Linked DNA regions of Homo sapiens: region 1 is linked to region 2. A link is an interaction called in ENCODE POLR2A ChIA-PET data of the cell type or tissue named here. Cell type or tissue: A673. All regions are shown on one strand.

The links. ChIA-PET counts read pairs that join two places held together with the same protein. Peaks named below come from ENCODE experiments on the same cell type or tissue, not always from the same donor. Only the 100,000 strongest peaks of a DNase experiment are listed, where the experiment ranks them.
Region 1: POLR2A ChIA-PET joins it to region 2 with 8 read pairs; 2 of 35 experiments call an interaction of 5 or more read pairs at or near these places.

The regions. Positions count from the first base shown.
Region 1 is chr16:19,392,865-19,395,364 of GRCh38, reverse strand. LOC105371114 (a long non-coding RNA gene) reads left to right here and starts at 1,633. Exons shown (of 3, transcript NR_188657.1): 1 at 1,633-1,989. RefSeq lists an enhancer at 936-2,135. In A673, no CTCF peak of the experiment used is centred here; a DNase peak (open chromatin) is centred at 1,524; H3K4me3 peaks cover 305 bases; H3K27ac peaks cover 473 bases.
Region 2 is chr16:19,076,038-19,078,537 of GRCh38, reverse strand. COQ7 (coenzyme Q7, hydroxylase) reads right to left here. Exons shown (of 6, transcript NM_016138.5): 5 at 1,164-1,232; 6 at 1-457. The coding sequence ends at 380. Among named protein-coding and RNA genes, the nearest start is that of COQ7-DT, 9.6 kb to the right of the region's middle. In A673, no CTCF peak of the experiment used is centred here; no DNase peak of the experiment used is centred here.

The DNA.
Region 1 (2,500 bases), 320 kb before region 2:
TTTTGCAAACAACTACCCAGATAATGCACCAAAATTATATAGAAGAATTAAAACAAATTAACCTATTAAGTGGGAGGAGAACGGTATGGCTCTTTCAAGCCCAAAAATGATTGATCCAATTATAAGTCCAGAACATCTAGAATTGTGGAAATTAATGATGGCTCAAACCCCAATTCGGATTTGGAAAGGAGAATATAAAACAAAGACCCTTAGTAAAAAAAACTTTGATTTGTCGTAGCCATGACCTCTAATCAGACATTCCCATTGCAGAGTTTTGTTAAACCTCCTTTTATGTTGGCAGTGGGAAAAATTAATATCCTAACTGACTCTCAAACCATATCATGCCTCAACTGTCATCTTTTTACCTGCATTAATTCTACCTTTAATAAAGATAATAGCATTTTACCGGTTAGGGCCCAAGGAGTTTGAATAACTGTTTCCCTCAATAGACCTTGGGAGGCCTCTCCCTCCATACATATTATCACGGAAGTACTAAAAGGAATACTTAATAGATCAAAGAGATTCATATTTACTTTAATAGCTGTGATCATGGGCCTTATAGCTGTCACAGCTACTGCTGCTGCTGCTGGTGTTGCTTTGCACTCTTCTATTCAAACAGCGGGCTTTGTGGATAGTTGGCAGAAAAATTCTTCTAAGCTTTGGAATTCCCAAAGCCAAATAGGTCAAAAATTGGCAAATCAAATTAATGATCTCTGTCAAACAGTAATTTGGATGGGAGATTGGATTATGAGCTTGGAGCATAGAATTCAAAAACAATGTGACTGGAATACTTCCGATTTTTGTTTTACTCCTAGCTCTTATAATGCCATTGAACACCAGTGAGAGACGATTAGACGTCACCTACAAGGAAAAAAAGATAATTTAACATTAGATATTGCTAAACTGAAAAAACAAGTTTTTGAGGCATCTCAGGCTCATCTCACCCTATTGCCTGGAGCTGATATTCTTGCTGGAGCCTCTGATGGCCTTTCTAATACCAATCCTTTAAAGTGGATTGAAACCATAGGTGGATCAACAATTGCAAATTTTATTTTGGTTTGTGTCTGTTTATGTTGCTTGTTTTTAGTCTACAGATGCAGATGGTGCCTTGGGAGAGAAACCAGACACCATGAATGAGCCATAATAGCAATGGCAGTTATTAATAAAAAAAAATCAATAGAGGCAAAAAAGGGGAACATGTGGGAAAGTGTTTCTGGGGTGCCAGTTGAGTTGGTCTCCCCTGTGTGAGACACCCATGGGAAGCCATGGGCAGCCTCTGGGGAGAAAAGTCTCCTTATTGCTTTCATGTCTTTATGCCCCAAGAGCATAACCACTCAGCAGCATTCCACAGGTTGCTCAGGGAGACAACACTCCCTTGAAGCAGTGGAGTATAATCAAACATCTTGGCTCCTCCTTAAACCCGCTCCCACCCATTTCAGTCCTGATAAGCTAAAGATCTTAAGTAGTTTAGACACACGCCTTTGCTCAAGGAAATTCACAGAAACCGCCACTGCTACACATCTTATGGAATGACTCACGAGTTCTCCTTCACTGATTAATCCTTTTCCTCATCCCTTCCTCCCCCTCCCATCTGCCCTAAGAACAAAGAGCTTGTAAACCAGTAAATTTGGCAGAGCTCAAGAGCTCTGGGCCGTGAGCAAGCCTCCGATATTCTGGTCCCCTGAACCCGCCTTTTAAATGCTTATTCTGTCTCTTTCTAACTCCTATGTCTCCACCAGACTCAGGGTACCCACTGGGTGGTGTGGGGCTGGTTTCCCTAACATTCCCCACCAAATAAAGCAGCTCCAACCTTCTAGATGGTTGCTCAGCTCAGAAGTCTTAGAGAAATTCTGATGCCTCTCCTCACATTTGCTCTGTCGGCAAATCCTGGTGTCACAAGAGGGCTCAGGAGGGTTTCTGGATGCCAACGAGACCCCAGCCACAGCCGGTCCCCAGATTCTTGACATCATCACAAGAAAGAATTCACAGGTGAGTCAGAATGAAGTGAAATGCAAGAAGCTTTTATTGGAAAGCAAAAGTCTGCACTTAAGAGAGAAGTGGGTGCATGCTCGTGAGAACGAGTCACGCAAACAGAGTTTGGGTTTCTAATTTTATTTGGTGTTTCTTTAATTAGGGGGTGGAATAATCATTAGGTATTCTGGAAAAGGAGGGGACTTCAGGGACCCCTGAAATTGCCCATGCTAGAGTGTTGTGGCACAATCCTAGCTCACTGCAACCTTGACCTCCTGGCCTTAAGTGATCCTCCTGCCTCAGCCTCCTGAGTAGCTGGGACTACAGACGTGCACCACTATGCCTGGCTAACTTCTAAAAATTTTTAGTAGAGACAGGGTCTCATTATGTTGCCTAGGCTGGTCTTGAACTCCTGGCCTCAAGTGATCCTCCCACCTTGGTGGGAGCCTGCAATTACAGGCATGAGCCACCACACCCGGCTTCTGCTTTATTATTTTCCAAAGCACTCGTCCCTGCCTGACACATTATA
Region 2 (2,500 bases):
GCTGCAGTGAGTTGTGACCCGGCCTGGACAAAAGAGCGAGGCCCTGTCTCCAAAAAACATAAAATAAAATAAAATATATATATATGCATGTAAAAGAAAAACATGTATATAAAAGAAAATTAAGTATGAGACCAAACAAGGCCCAGCTTCGTTTGCTGTAACTTGAACAAGGCTGGTGACCTGTTGGTCTCATGGCAGAAAAAACAACCCAGAGAAAAATCAACACTGCAGAGTTTAAAAAAAAAAAAACAAACCTTATAATTTATTAACAAAATTCACATTGTACAAAAGTACAACGATAACTGTACACCTGTTTCTCTGCAAATGTCACTTGGTAAATTACTATCATCTTTTATAGACAGGCAAAACTGGACACACTTTATAATCTTTCTGATAAATATATCGCCACTCTGCATCCGGCCTGGATAATGCTCTTCAGGACGGCATAGGCTGGAGCCTGTTAAAAACAATAAGCAAACAAAGAAACATGTTATGTGCTCATTTTCGGTTGTAAGATTCAGGGCTGGCAGGGCAGGCTTTGGATTTCTCTGGATAAGAAATAGATCTAAGGAACAATTTATTTTAGTTTCAAAGAAAGCTATTCAAAAGGTCGGAATGCCTCTGCTACTACTGCCAAAGCATTGGAGTCATCCAGATTCTCACAGGAAAGGAAATGAAGCTCCTGGGAGACCAAGGCAGGCAGCTCACCTGAGGTCAGGAGTTCGAGACCAGCCTGGCCAACACAGTGAAAACTCGGTCTCCACTAAAAATAAAAAATACAAAAATTAGCCAGGCATGGTGGCATGCACCTGTCATCCCAGCTACTTGGGAGGCTGAGGCAGAATTGCTTGAACCTGGAAGGAGGAGGCTGCAGTGAGCTAAGACTGCACCACTGCACTCCAGCATGGGAGACAGAGTGAGACTGTGTCTGGGAAAAAAAAAAAAAAGCTTCTGGGGAAAAGGAGAAGGCATAAAGCAAGAAAGGAGATTCCCAATCTGGAGCAATAATGCGTTTGCTTGCTTTTTGTCAAAGCAACGTCATTGGTTTTCTCTCCCTTTCGCTGTCACTTTAAAATGTATTTTTCTGGCAACAGAAACCTCCTGCCCCTTCAGCCTCCCAAATAAGGAGTCCCAAAGCAGAACAGGTAACAGTAGGGCCCTACCAATTCTGCATCATGGTCGAGGCCTATGTCATGGTGCTCAAGCTCTTCATCCCGAAATTTCTTTATCAGCTGGTTAAATAAAAAGACACCAAAGCAAGTTAGCCTTCCAACTCTCCTGCTGTTCCATTTCATTTTGGAGGCTAAAGCCTCTTATTATGGCCTAAGACAGGGAGGCCAGCTTTTCCTCTAAAGGGCCAGAGAGTAAATACTTTGTTGCAACTACCCAACTCTGCCACTGTAACCAGAAAAGCAGCCGGAGACATGCAAACAAATGGACGTGCTTGTGTTCCAATAAAAGTTTATTTAAAGAAACAGGTGGCTGGCCACAGGCCATAGTTTGCCAACCTCAGATTTAGACTCTAAAAAACTAAACAGTTCCCTTATTTGCTGTGGAAAATTATCTCAGGATATCTATTCATTTATTCAATCTAAAGGGTTCCTGCTCACAGCATCTGCTCAGAATCTACCAATGATAAAGAAGTGGGCCGGGCGCGGTGGCTCACGCCTGCAATCCCAGCACTTTAGGAGGCCAAGGCAGGAGGATCACCTGAGGTCAGGAGTTCCAGACCAGCCTGGCCAACATGGTGAAACCCCGTCTCTACTAAAAATACAAAAATTAGCTGGGCGTGGTGGTGCATGTCTGTAATCCCAGCTACCTGGGACGCCGAGGCAGGAGAATCGCTGGAACCCGGGAGGCGGAGGCTGCAATGCAGGCGGAGACCACTGCACTCCAGCCTTGGGGACAGAGTGAGACTCCATCTCAAAAAAAAAAAAAAAAAAAAAAAAAAAGTGAACAGCACCAGGTGGTGTGGCTCACACCTGTAATCTCAGCACTTTGGGAGGCCGAGGCAGAAGAATCACTTGAGCCCAGGAGCTCAAGACCAATCTGGACAACATAGAGAGAGACTGTGCCTACAAAAAATTTTAAAAATTAAAAATAAAATAAGTGAACAGGACAGGGCTCAAGAGACAAGGGTTCTGGCCGGATGTGGTGGTTCATGCCTATAATTCTAGCACTTTGGGAAGCTGAGGAGAGAGGACTACTGGAGCTCAGAAATTCAAGACCAGCCTGGAAAACATAGTGAGACCCCATCTCTTAAAAAAAAAAAAAAAAAAAAAATTAGCTGTGAGTGGTGGCTATGTATGTAGTCCCATAGCTACTCGGGAGGCTGAGGCAGGAGGATCACTTGAACCCAAGAGTTTGAAGATGCAGTGAGCTATGACTGTGCCACTGTACTCCGGCCTGGGCAACGGAGCAAGACCTCATCTCTAAATAAAAAGAAAAAAGACAAAGGAGACAAGGGTTCTAGTCCCAGCTCTGTCTGTGCTGTATGGCC